Linked DNA regions of Homo sapiens: region 1 is linked to region 2. Evidence: chromatin contacts called from ENCODE Hi-C or POLR2A ChIA-PET data. All regions are on one chromosome and are shown on one strand. Each heading gives the region's core, a stretch centred on a gene start or an enhancer-like site at or near the end of the contact. The rest is flanking DNA. Distances are from core to core; before and after follow the strand shown. Region 1 holds the start of SCIRT (stem cell inhibitory RNA transcript). Region 2 overlaps TTBK1 (tau tubulin kinase 1).

Region 1 (7,099 bases), core at 4,100-6,599, 830 kb before region 2:
CCCAGTGATTCCCATGTACAGCCAATCTGAGAATCCTGCTCTGTCCTCCGCCCCATGATGCCATCGAGGAGGCTGAGGCTCAGTGAGCAGAGGCCCTTGATGGAGGCCACCCCACTAGTTGGGGCAAGGTCGGGTCAGAATCTGAGGCTTCTAACCCCATGGCAGGCTCCTTCCTATAGGCCTCTTCTGTCCCCCAGGGGCTGGTCTGGTGTCCCACTGAGTGTCACCTGTATTCATTTCACCATTTGGGCACTGAGGAGCTGTGTGACCCTTGGCAAGTTGCTTAACCTTGGTTTCTTCTTTGTGATAATGGGCTCCAGTGATAAGAATTGGACAAAATGATGCCTGCAAAGTGTTCAGTGGCACTTGAGGGAAGAGTAGCCACTGTCCTGCTTTTTGCCTGGGGCAGGCCTGGTGCTGCAGGATCTGGGCAGAGGCCTCCTTGATCGTCCCCACCCATCAGGCAAGTGAAGCCCTTAGAGGTGGAACTTCGGAGGGTGGAGTCCCCGGGGAGTGGCCACCCCTGAGGCTCCCCAGGGCCCTGACAGGGAGTTGGGAGGTGTAGGGAAAGTGTGAAGAATGGCTTCCTTGCACACTCGACTTCATGCACTTCCAGGTGGCGGTGACAATGGTCAGGATTCTGCAGTTATATGAATGGCCACCAGGAGTCACCCTCAGCTCATGCTTGAAGTGAAGGCAGCACAGAAAAAGGGAAAGGAGCTGTAAGGGAGAAAAGGAGGAGGACACCCCACCACAGAGTGGATGAGCCTGGAGGGGACCCAAGGCTGCCAGAGTGGCTGCTTCATTTCTGCAGGAAGGTGCAGGACAGAACTCAGACTGGTGGGCACCGTGCCAGCAGGCAGAGGAGGGAGCAAAGGCTCATTTGTCTGCCTTCGGAATTCTCCTTCCCATGCTGATGTCAAATCACAATTCAACAGATTCTTCATGGGGCACCTGCTGCACACAGAGGGACAGGAATCTTACTGAACACCTAGTATATGCCAGAGCCTACACACACAGTGGGCTACTCAACATTCACAACAACTCTGTACAGTAAGTACAAATATTGGTCCCAAGATACAGATTGGGAAACTGAGGCTTATACCAGTTATGTGTTGTGCCCAAGGTCACCAAGCTGGATGAGGACTGACGCCTGTCTGGAGCCTAAATTCTTTCTCCTACACCAGATTGACTTCCAGAGAGTTCTAGGATACAAAGCTGGCAACAGACTTTCTGCCACGTAGAGGGATATGGCAGGTGACAACCCTGTCTGGCTCTGCTAATCAGGATCCAGTAAGAAGCTCAAGACAGGTGGCCACTCTGCTGGTAGGCAGAGGAGGGAGCTGTGCTCCCTGGGGTGGGTAGAAGTAAGGTTTGTGTGGGTGCTGGGTGTTGGACACGGGCAGGCTGCAGACATAGCAGCAATGAGGGGAGACTCTCTCAACCTGCCCATGTCCTCCTCTGAGCAATCTCCCCGCCCCAGAATTATTTCAGTTTCCTCATCTGTCAGTTCTAGGGGTGGACTTCATTCATTCAATACTGTGTCCCTGACCTCTGCTCCCTGCCAGGCTCTGAACTAGTCATGTGTCAGGCTGGATACTTAGATGGACAAGACAAGCCATCCCCTGCCCACAGCTGCCCCACCTGAAGTCTAGGCCAGTGACCTCCGAAGTTTTTTTGATCATGTGCCCTTAGCAATAAAAAAGATTGTTGAGTACGCACCCGTCAGATGAGTATGTTTTTATATAGTTTACCTTGTAAAACACACTCACACTAAATGAAAAAAGGATTCGATGAAAAATAAATAGGCATTCTAAAACTTTCTTCCAGTACCCCTGAACCACGCACACATATGGCACTTGGAACCCAACTGCTCCAGGAGCTGGGAGGGTAGGGTCAGTCCAGCCATACTCAGGACGGATGTGTGGTCAGTGTTCCAGAACATCCTTGCCCACCCCTTTATGCCCTAGCAAAGGAAGGGAGAAACTTCAGATACAGCAGGTGGGAGTGTGGGCAGATGGGAAGCGTAAGCAGGTTTATGTCTGAGGAGGCAGACAAGAGGCAGGTTTTTATTTTAGACTGTGATGTTGAAAATTTTGTGATCACTTTTTACACTGTCCCAGGACATACAGAACCAAGACATAGTGTCCCAAGTAGTATCTAATTTCATATACTTTAGGTAGTTCTATTCCATTTCCAAAGGTTTAGAATACCGCCCCACCTCAACCCCCAGGAAACTGGGGAGCACTCCCTCCACTACACACACTTGGGACACGAAGGACAGACCCTGGTTGGGGAGGCACTTAGGTGTCCCTTCCTTAGGGGCTTTATCTCTCACTTCCCCTCCTGGGTTGGAGGCTCCTGTGACCCCCTCGCCTGGGCAGGTCCCCATGCAGGGTAGAGCACTTGGAGGCCTCTGTAAACATGGGTTACAGGAGAGAGGGGGCAAGAGGCCACAGCTGGGGTACATAAGGAAACCCCTCTGTGGGCCCCCTTACTCAGAGAAGTCTCAGGAGAAACCCTTTCCCCCACCCCCAGTCCTGGCACCAAGCTGGAGAAAGACAAAATGGCTTGTGAAGGCATCTGTCTGCCCTCCAGGGTGGCTGCCAGGGGGGCAGCCATGATGGCTGGCCTGGTGTGGGTGCCTTTGTGTGCCATGACTGGGTGTCTGTTTCTGCAGTCACTAGGCGCTTGTTCTGTGGGGTGAGGGGTGTGGGGGTGGGGGCACGGCCTATGGCAGGGCACGTACGTGAGGCTGGGCACGAAAAGCCTCACCCACCTCCTGCCAGGTACAACCAGCTGCTGGGGCCAACTGCCGACCGCCTCCTCCCTTCCCTGGGCACGGCCAGGCCGGGGGGCAAATGACTTGGCAGGCACCTCCCCTCAGTTGGACCCACTAGGGCAGGGCCGGCTCACCTGGGGCACAGGCAGGGCTCCTGGCTGGGTGGGTGTTCTGCCAATCCCTTCCCCAACTCCTAAAGTGGGAGGGTGGTGGTGAGGCCAGGGAAGGGGCGCAGGTCAGAGATATGCCCCCTCTCCTCTCCCAGACTGTGCATGGGTAAAGCAGGGCAGAGAGGGGCTGGTGGAGGGGCGGGAAGTTTCTCTGTTTAGGGCCAGGAAATGATTTCCATGCAAATGAGATGCAAACTCCTTAATGAGTTTGCAATTAGGAGACCAAGGCTGCCAGGCCGGGCAGCGCCTGCAGGTTTTATGAATGGGCCAGCGTAGGCGGGGGGGAGGGGGCGCGCCGGCCCGCCCCCACATTTCCCTGCCGCGGCGCCCGCGACATGCCGCGCCGCACGTTGCTGCCTCCAGGCCCCGCCGCGACCTGGCCCACCGCCAGCGGGTCAGCTGCTCCGGACGGCGCGGGAGGCTGCCGGCCAGAGTCCCCGCCACGCCGCCGGCCGGCGACGCAAAGGAGCCGACGACACTCCCCCTGGGGCCCGGCAGGGGCTCTGTCCTCGGGCCCCCTTTTTTCCCGGTTATTGGAATGATTTCCCGAAGCAGGAAGGCCAGAAGTTAGCCTTCAGGCCCCGTTGTATTTAAAATGGGCTGCCCTGGGACTTCACTGACCAAAGGAGGGGGCTGGGCCCCTAACTTGGGTGACAGCAATGACCTTGGGAGGGATGGAATTATACGTGACAGGAGAGGGACCAGTTCCCATCCCAGAGCTCCTTGCACCTCTCCAATTCCCTCATGCCAGTCCACACCTCCCTAACCTCAAAAGGCCTGTTCCCACCACCCCAGGGCACCTGCTTTTTCTGCAGAGCCACCCTAGTCCACTTTGGGTCTTGCTCTGACCTGGGGCCCAGGAGAGGGTCTCCTAAGTGGGTGGGTACACACAGGTTTGCTGTGGTCCAGAAGGAGGCTGACCAGAGTTTGAGAGTTTGAGCCCAGTTAGGTCACAGCCCCCTACCTCCTCCCCTCCCCTCTCCTCCCCCTGTCCCCGCCCTGCCCCATTGCTTTCAGAGTAAATTAACTAATTACCTCCAATTAAAGCACCTGGCTCTCTGTATCCTCCTAGGCCTTCAATCACTGCTTCTGGGAGTCCTCTTCATCCAGGCAGGGTCTGGAAGGGGGCCTGACCAGTAAGTTGGAAGTCAGTGAATCAATGAAGTGGGGCGGGGAAGACAGGATGGAGGAAGCCCACAGTGCCATTTACTGCTTGGGAGTGGTCCAGGCAGCCAGGACCTCTGACTTGGCCAGCTTGCAGACTGAGGTTGGGTCTGGGGACTTGGGCCCTAGGGGGGCCTGTGAAGGCTGGGAGCAGGAGCTGCCTTTGGAGGTTAAGTCCCTGGTGAAGGGCCTGTGCAGATGTGTGCAGATGTCAAGGCCCTGAGGGTGACCCTAGAAGCCCCTCAGCAGGAGAAGCAACTTGAGGGTCAGGTCCTAGAAGCTAGCAGTTCTTGGCACCTGCTGCCTCCCTCACCCAGCAGGCAGGGAGAGACTCCAAATGCCTGTAGGCCCAACCAGTCCCTCCTGTCTTTAACCCCAGCTGGCTCCTCCTGCTGCTCAGGAAGTGAAAACCCCTCCATTCTTTTCTCCGGGCCCCCTTGGTGGCCCCCAGGCACAGGCCCAACACTAGCTCTGCCCAGCACTGTCCTGGCCCACCCCACGTGTAGGACGTGATGGGGAGGATACCTGGTGGCAGGAGGCAGACTGATGGATTGTTGACCTGGGTCTCACCTCTGGACGAGCTGGCCATTCCTGGGGACTGGGCAGGGTCACGCCAGGCTGTGACTCAGGCCCCTGCCCCACCATGCCAGGGACCTGGGCTTGGGCCATCCTCTGTGTATGTGGGGTGGGGTGGAGCAGAGGTTTGTCAATTGGAGGCTTCTCTTTGGGGACACCTCTCACAGCCCCAGGGAGCCAGACTATGACTAGAAGGATCAGGGTTTCCATGGCTGCTCCTCCCCACCCACCACCCCAATAGAGGCTGACAGGAAGGACTCCCAAGCAGGGCACAGCAGCCATATGAGTTAGTGGGTGTATGAGCCATCCAGGACAGGGGTAGGGCTCAGCACACAGGAAGGGCCACTCCTGGGGTGTCCTGAGCCCCTATCTGCCAGCTCGGCTTGTCTCCCTAGGCCCATGGAAAGCTGGCTCAAAACTCCCCACCTCCAGGAAGGCGTCACCATGCCTCGCTTGTTTGTGGCCAGCCCAGCGCTGCTCTCAGCTCCCACTTTTCACTTGTTTCTCTGCCTCTTGTCCCCTTTCCCAGATCCACCAAGCGTCTATGGGCAGACTGTTTTTTCCTGCACTTCCTAGTGGCCAGCAGAGGGCGCCGCCAAAAGACTGAGGCCACCACGGAGGGAACAGGAGAATCGGCTTTTTGGGGTCTAGCCACTGTGCAGAGCCCAGGCGCGTGGGTCGGTGTCGGGTGTGTGTGTACGTCTGTGTGTGTAATGAAACTGGACGCCTTCCTTCCCGGCGATCTTGACTTAACCTGTCAGCAGAGGGCTTGAGGTTAGACCACAGGTTGAACCTAGGTGGCTGCTGGAGAGGTAAGCCCAGGTGGCTCTTGGCAGGAAGAGGAGGATGAGTGAGTTGCTCCCTTCTAGCAACCCAAATGGGAAGGGACAACGGAGGTTGCCAGCTTTCCTCCCTGACCCTGGAAGAAGGGTTGGGAGGGGTTGCACAGAATAGCTGGTGTCCCACCCTGTGGGAGGAACTGCTATGGACATCTGGGCCACATCTGGTTTCCTGGCAAGGCAGGGAGCTGGTCTGTTTGGAATTCTTGGTCCACCGCTTGGTGGTCCCTCACCATTACATTCTAGGAGGACCCTTTACAAACAGGTGTATAGGGCGCAGCCCTGTAATGCGAGTGAGTCCACAGCAACCTAGTCGTGGTCACACTCCTTTGGAAGTGGCCCTAGGGGCCTGGGCAGCAGCCTGCTCCTCTGCGCCACTCGACCTTTCTGTGGCCATGTTGGAGTCTGCATGCTGAGATGCTGCCCTTTCCCCTTGGAAATGCTGGGAAATGTGCTCTGGTGTCCATCCTGGCCATGCCTCTTCCTCCAGGTGGGGTAAGAGATGAAAAGAGGAGTTAGTCTGCAGTACCTCTTAGGGACCCCACCCCATGAAAGGCGGAGTGGGGAAGTGCTTGCTGTTGGGTCACCTCCACGAAAGCTTGGGAATGCGGTTGGGACGGGTAGCGGGAGGAGGGGTCAGCAGGAGTGGTTCTTTCTTGGGTCTGGATTCTGGGTTTTGGGGACGAGACAACACGGAGGAAACCCCTCTTGGTCGGCTTGGTTCCAGGAGGCTCAGGCCGGGAGATGGCCGTAATGGCCTCGCAGAAAGAAGCGGGAGCGGGGGAGGGGGAAGGCTGAGCATCGAGCCCACCCGGACTCTCCCTCTGTCCTCCCCGCTGCGGGGGCCCACCCCTTCGCCCCCACCCCTCTATCTCCAGGGCCGCCGCGGCCCCTCCCCGAGACCTGGGCGCCGCCTCCCCCTCCCCTCCTCCTCCCCCTCCCACCCAGCGCTGCAGCTGCTGCCGACGGACCATTCTGCACGTAGCGAATGGAGGAGACGCACAAGGGAGGCCTCAAGTGCGCGCGCGCGGGAGCCGGAGCGGCGCGGGCGGGGGAGCGGCTGCGGGCGCGCGTGCGCGTGCGGCGCCGGCTTTGATCGCGCGCGCCGAGCTCCGGAGCGCGCTGCTCTTCTGAGCGCCGGGGTTGGGGATGCTGGGCGGTGAGCCTCCGTACCCTCTCCACTCCGCGCACGCTCTGTTACCCCTCCAGCAAACCCCGCCTCCAGCCAGGACCCTTTTCAGTTGCCACCCCAATAGTACTGTCCTCTGCGCGTAGTAGGGTCTTCTGTTACGGTGTGCCGGGTGACGGATTGTACAGTCAGCCAGGTCCTGGGCTAGGGTTTCACAGAGTTCAGAACATGCCCGTGTTCATGACCATATAGTTTCACTTTTGCCCCAGGATCTCTCAGCCTGGAGGCCCTCACCCGCCTGCCTCTGCTGCACCTCAAACCTAGGCAAGCCCCATAAAGCCCCTTATAAGGGCTTGGGAAGAAAAAACAAAGGAGTGCTTTGACTTTTATTTCCTCTGGGATGGGGAACTCCCAAGGGAGTTCATTTCCCTTTCACCCC
Region 2 (6,427 bases), core at 2,321-4,820:
TCTAGATTCCTTTAAGGTTTGCTTGTGCGAGAACAGAGGAAAGGGCAAAGGGGAGGGGAAAACCGCATCTTGGTCTCACAAATGTCATCTCAGTTAATCCCCAAAGGCTCCTGGCAACACAGGTGAGGAAGGTCATGTGATTCCCCATTTTGCACAGAAGGAGAACTGAGGCATGGGAAATGCAATACCTTGCCCCACATCACACTGCTAGTTAATAGCAAAGCCAGGTCCAGGCGCGGTGGCTCCCGCCTGTAATCTCAGCACTTTGGGAGGCTGAAGTGGGTGGATCACCTGAGGCCAGGAGTTTGAGCCCAGCTTGGCCAACATGGCGAAACCCTGTCTCTATTTAAAACTACAAAACATTAGTGGGGCGTGGTGGCGGGCACCTGTAATCCCAGCTACCTGGGATGCTGAGGCAGGAGAATCACTTGAACCCGGGAGGCGGAGGCTGCAGTGAGCTGAGATCACGCCATTGCACTCCAGCCTGGGCAACAAGAGAGAAACTCCGTCTTAAAAAAAAAAAAAAAAAAAAAAAAAGCAAAGCCAGGCAGTTTTCATTTAAACCCAGGCAATCAAATGCAGAATCCATAATGTTACAGAAACTGTGGACCCATCAACATTAAAAGTGTGAGTGCTGAGATTCAAGCCCAGATCTGCCAGGCTCCGAAATCATTGCTAGAGATAAGTCAGGAAGGCTCGGGACAGCCAAGACATTTATGACACCTACTTCCCAATTTCCCAGGGTGCCCTAGGGTATTTCTCTACCACCTTCATTTCCCAGCAGAACCTATTTCTCCTTCTTTACACCCCTTCTTCCCCACCCACCCCCCACCCATTATGGAACCTCCATAAGACAGGGAACTGGGTATCTTCACCACCCACTCCACCAACAACCCTTCTCCCTTGCACCACAGCTAGGGCTGACTTATCCATGAGACACAGTGACTAGGCCCCGATACCTTTAGGGGGTCCATGAAAATGTTTTAATTTCTTTTAAAATCATAAGGGAGGCCAGGCATGGTGCCTCACGCCTGTAATCCCAGTACTTTGGGAGGCTGAGGTGGGTGGATGACTTGAGGTCGGGAGTTTGAGATCAGCCTGGCCAACATGGTGAAACCCCATCTCTACTAAAAATACAAAAATTAGCCAGGTGTGGTGGCGGGTGCCTGTAATCCCAACTACTCAAGAGGCTGAGGCATAAGAATTGCTTGAATCTGGGAGGCAGAGGTTGCAGTGAGCCGAGATCTCATCACTGCACTCGAGCCTGGGCGACAGAGTGAGACCCTGTCTCAAAAAAATAAAATTAAAAAAAAAATCATCAGGGGAAAAAAATGAACCTTTAGGTCAAAGAGAACAATCTAGTATATAATATTAATATATTCCTCTTTATACCAATGCAGTCATAAAATACAATTTTAAGTACTTTCTTATGGAGGAAGGGGCCCATGAAAGTCACAATGTGGCCCTGCCCATAGTCCAGTAATAGGAATATTCTCTCAGTCTCCCTTTTCTCCACTCCTGCTAAATTTTACATGATCTCAGCCCCTGCTGAAGGACCTCCCTAAACTAGAGGAGAAATATGACACAATAGGATCGGCACTGGTCCTTGGGAGGAAGGAGACCTGGTTTCTTGGCCAGCTCTGGGTGACCTGGGGTGAGTTTCTTAAACTCTCTGAGCCTCCACTCTTCCTCCTCTGTGAAATGAATAGAGTTGGACTAGAATTGGTCACAAAGGTTTCTTCAGCTCAGTGGTCCTGATTCTTGGATGGGCTGATTCTTGTCAGACAGACCTGACAAGAATCAGCCCATGACACCTACTAGTCATGGAAATTTGGCAAATTAGCTAAGCAATTTCCTCAGTTTCCACACCTGTGAAATGGGATTAATAAATGGGAATACAAATCTACTTGGTAAGTTCTTGAGATAATGCACATGAGGCATTTTGCACAATGCCTGGCAACAGTGAATGCTCAAAACAAATACTAAGTCATTATTACTATTATTGTTTGCTATTCTGATTCTGAGAAGCACCCCTCAAGATGAATAAGATGTTATTATTTTATGTTTTTAGAGACAGGTTGACCAAGCTGGATTTGAACTCCTGGGCTCAAGCGATCCTCCTGCCTCAGCCTGCCAAGTATTGAGGATTTATTTATTTATTTAGAGGAGGAGTCTTGCTCTGTCGCCCAGGCTGGGGTGCAATGGCATGATCTCAGTTCACTGCAACCTCTGCCTTCCAGGTTCAAGTGATTCTCCTGCCTCAGCCTCCCAGGTAGCTGGGATTACAGGCGCCCACTGCCACACCCGGCTAATTTTTGTATTTTTAGTAGAGATGAGGTTTCACCGTGTTGGCCAGCCTGGTCTCGAACTCGTGACCCCAAGTGATCCTCCCACCTCAACCTCCCAAAGTGCTGGGATTACAGGTATGGGCCACCATGCCTGGTCCACGTATTTATTTTTAAATGCCACATCTAGTGCCACTGACCCCCTTTTTCTTCTGGCCACCAAGATCTATGGGCAGTTTGCCTTGGTTCTTGAGCTCTGCCTCCCACCTCAGTGCCATCCTCACTTGGAACAGGCTGAAGGGAAGCATGTGGCCCCTCACCCTCTCTAACACTCCAGGGGTGGGGGTCGGAGGTGAGGAGAGGTTGCCATGCTTGCCCTCCCCCCAGCTCCCTGCTCCATTTCGCTCCCCACTCATCTTCTACTCCTTCCCTCAGAAATCACAAAAAAGTTCCAGCCTAAACTCAACATGTGTGTAAAAACTGTCTTTTCCTCACCACTTCAGTGCAAATGTCATTCTGCCTCCAATCCGCCAGAAACTAAGCTCCGGTGCCAGGGGCCCCGAGGTTTCAGAGGAACACTCCTGTCTTCGCCAGACCCTCGTTCCTTTTATTACTGCCCTGGCTCTTCCTCCCCCGATTTCTGTACTCTCCCTCTCAGGAAGTCCCCCTCTGGGACATAAACAGCCCCTTTCCTCATCCCTTGGGGACCCCTAGAAGTCTCCTCCTCTTCATCCCTTCCACTCCCAACCCCCAGTCCCAGAGACATCTCTGAAAACGTCGCCACCGTTGCCTCTTTCTAGGTTTCTAGGGGACTTGCACGGCCGGTGGCTGTTGCCGTGGAGACCCGCCTGCACCCGGGCCTCACCCTCCTCTCCAACCCCGCACTCCCGTGAACTGAGCCTCCCCACTAAAGCACGCGGGTGCGCACACGCGCCAAGCACACACGCACACACACACGACTCAGAGGTCAGGAGTGTACCTGACCTCTGTTGTTCTCCCTCCCCTCCCCCTGGCTCCCCACTCCGGTGCAGTCCCACAGGCTCACACACGGGTTTCCCCACACTGCCGCCCACAGTCTGCCCCACATTATCCTGCCCCCACAATAATAAGAGGACACCAGAGCGCTATTAAGTGACGGAAAAAGGGAGGTGATTTACAGTAGGTCTCGCTCCCCAAATACTATCATTCCCCCAGCCCTCACGCCCCCGCTCCGAGGCAGGCCCGGCTCCCGAGGAGGCTGAGACTACAACTCCCAGCAGGCCGAGCAGCCCGAAGCCCCGGGCTGGAGGAGCAGGGCACGCCGGGAGATGGAGTCTCGCCGTGCTGCACCTGCCGCAGGACCCGGCGAGGGGAGGAGGCTGGATGGAGAAGATGGAGTGCGGGTGCGGCGGGAGCAGCCTGCAGGGCCTCTTTCCCCAAACCCAAGCCTTTCCGTCCTCTGCGGAAGCGGAGGGACACATGCTCGTCCACTGCCCTTCTCCAAGGTCCGTCAGAGAAAAAGCTCCCTCCCCCACCCCTCTTCCTCCTCCGCCACACTGGCCTCTGCAGCTCCTGCCCAGACATCCAACCAGGAGTTGTTCCGGGCTTGGCCTGACCAACGTGACCTAGCGGGAAGAGGGGTGAGAGAGGGCGGGGCTCGAGAGAGGGCACTGGGAGAAAGCTATTGTCCACACGTGTTGGCAAAAATAATGACATGCAAGCAGTATGCAAATGAGCTTAGAGGCACCTCCCTCTTAGGGTAGGGGAGCGGAGGGCACCGGTTTTAACAAGTCTCCAGGTCCTCGCCTCCCTCCCCGCTACCCTCCCTCTGTCCCGCCGGGTCACTCACTCACCACCTTCCAGCGATCCTTGACCACGTAGTTGGCCGGCAGGATGTCGGCCTGCTCCCCTCCCCCACTCATGTTGGTTTCGTCCTTAAGGGCGGCCGCTAGGCACTGCATCCGCCAGCCAGAGGGAGGGGTGTCCGCCGGGCCTGCCCTGAGGGGGCCATCTACCTAGGGGAGTGAGGAGGGCCTGTGAGGGCGGGCTGCGGACCCAGGACCACCTGGCAGATATGGAGGAGAGGAGCTCCACTCCTGCTCTGCATTCTTCCTGGCCCCACTGGACAGATGCTCCAGGAGTTACCAGGGGAAAGATTGTATAAAGGCCAGTGCAAGGGAGATACAGACTACAAACTAGAGATGTTTAAAATCAGCAACAGGACACACATGTTGACCAATGAAGAAGAGGAAAATGACAGTGAACAGGCCGAGGGGAGAGAGACATACTCTAACTGATGCCAGGAAGACTTGCTGACCAAGGGGGCATACCAGACTGGGACCCTTTCCCTTGTAGGGGAGGCCTGGGCTTTGGCTCCCCCTTAGGGGAGTCCCTGTGCCACAAAATGTCCATGGAGCTGTGCAACAGAGGCTTAGTGAAAAGGGAAGACCTGCTACCCAAGGGGTGACCCATGGGACACCCACACCAAAGTGACCTGCTAATCAGCCCTGGGAGATGTGGTAATCAAGAAAATGAGGGGAGGCACTAAAGCCCCTTGAGGGTGGTGTTAACTGAGGGGGATGGATGTGCTGAGAGTCATACACCTTTCTCAGGGTGAGCTGAACCCACTGACACAGCCATGGGGTTGGGAGGTCAGGATATAAGAGATGGGGTGAACACAGGTGATGGACTCAAGACATGGATTTCAGATAGACAGCAACCTTGTGGCCACTCCAGAGGGACAGAAGTGGGCTGAACTGGGGAGGACAGGAAAATGGAAGGGGCCTAGCAGGAGGCAGGAGAAGTGAAAGAGAACAGCAGGTCTGGGTGGGCATGGGGTGAGAAAGCCTCTGACCACACCTTTCTGTGTCTGCTTAGGAATCGACAAGAAAGAACACATCTCTCCTCGAATTAGGACAGGTAGAATTTAGATATCAGGGAGAGTTTCCCAACGGCGGGGGTTGGGAAAGACAGGCACATGTTACCGGAGAAATGCCCATGTGTGCGTGTGTGTATGTCTGTGTGTGTATCTGTGCATGTATCCTTCTGTGTGTGTATGTTTCTTTGTGTGTCTTTCTTTGTCTATCTTTTCTGTGTGTCTGTGTGCTTTTCTACATGTATCTCTGTATCTGTGTGTTCTTGTGTGTGTTTTGTGTCTGTGTGTGATATGCATGTGTGTAGGCAAGGGGCCAGAAGACATGACTTTCTGAGATTTCTGCCAACCCAGGACAGGATTTGGAACCAGGATATTTTCCTCTTCTCTTTCCCTCACACTTTTTAGAAGCACACTACCGTGCCCTCACAACGACCCTGGAGAGTCACAAATAGAGAAAGAGGGAAGTTACTTAGGCTGGGGTTTGGGGGTTGCGGGTCGGGGGAGGAAGGTGGCTAAAGAGATGTATAGATGGGGTAGAAACTACATAAACCCACCTTTCCTTGGGATGAAATAACTTCCCAGGGCTCTTGCATCTAGACATCCTGCCATAGGGGACAGGGTGGGACGTGGAGGTGTGGAAACCACCTTCTAATTCATGATGGGCCATGGTGGACATATGGAGAAGGGATCTTCATGGGGAGGGACGCTGCCACTCCTTTTCTCTTTCTTCAAGTGACTAAGCTGAGCTGTTTCCTCCAATCCTTACAACTTCAGAGCATCAGGACTTCCCTCTTTCTGCCAAAGTGGGATATGGGGCATCAGGAATTTGAAGGGCAGTGAGGGCAGTGGCAGGATGAAGGGAGAGGTAGGGATGGGGGTTCTAGAATAAAGGTGGAGGAGACAGGTTGAGGACAAGACTGAAGAAGCAATTGAACTGGTGGGAGGGGGCCTTCAGAAGCTAAACTGGGTGAACTCTGGTGGGCTTTCCAGTCCTGGGACAGTGGATCTGTTAGGTTGATAAGGAAAATTTGTGTCCTGCTCTCATTTTATAGATGAGCAAACCAAAAAGAAACAGATGAGGCAAGAGAAGGAAGAGTGGAGCCAGGAAGATAAATGAGGGTTACCTGCTTCTCCCTCTCCACCCTCCTTCTCTCTGTGTCTGAGGACTATGCTCAGCTGAGACTGGGTTGGATGATACAAACATGGGACACTTGGCTGCCCCGTTACTGCCGCCTCAGACCCCTATGTGCACATGGGCGCATGGTGAAGGCGAGGGCTTATGCAGGAG

Evidence for each region. A loop is a pair of places that touch in the nucleus more often than their neighbours do. ChIA-PET counts read pairs that join two places held with the same protein, here RNA polymerase II (POLR2A). Pooled maps may share reads with other maps.
Region 1: a pooled map shows a loop between it and region 2 (4-fold over the local background). The contact joins the promoter of SCIRT here to the enhancer-like site in region 2. A Hi-C loop is called at or near these places in 2 of 50 pooled maps. POLR2A ChIA-PET finds 5 or more read pairs at or near these places in 2 of 52 experiments (A673 and OCI-LY7).

Annotation. Positions count from the first base shown.
Region 1 is chr6:44,072,902-44,080,000 of GRCh38, reverse strand. SCIRT (stem cell inhibitory RNA transcript) reads left to right here and starts at 5,349. Exons shown (of 5, transcript NR_125864.1): 1 at 5,349-5,504. RefSeq lists enhancers at 4,269-4,338, 5,459-5,718, 6,739-6,838, 6,879-6,938 and silencers at 6,229-6,488, 6,579-6,658.
Region 2 is chr6:43,244,459-43,250,885 of GRCh38, reverse strand. TTBK1 (tau tubulin kinase 1) reads right to left here. Exons shown (of 15, transcript NM_032538.3): 2 at 4,118-4,279. The coding sequence starts at 4,225. Among named protein-coding and RNA genes, the nearest start is that of TTBK1, 4.2 kb to the right of the region's middle. Within about 2 kb of position 3,570, at least 17 of the 41 ENCODE cell types and tissues checked have a DNase peak (open chromatin) inside an H3K27ac peak, as active enhancers do.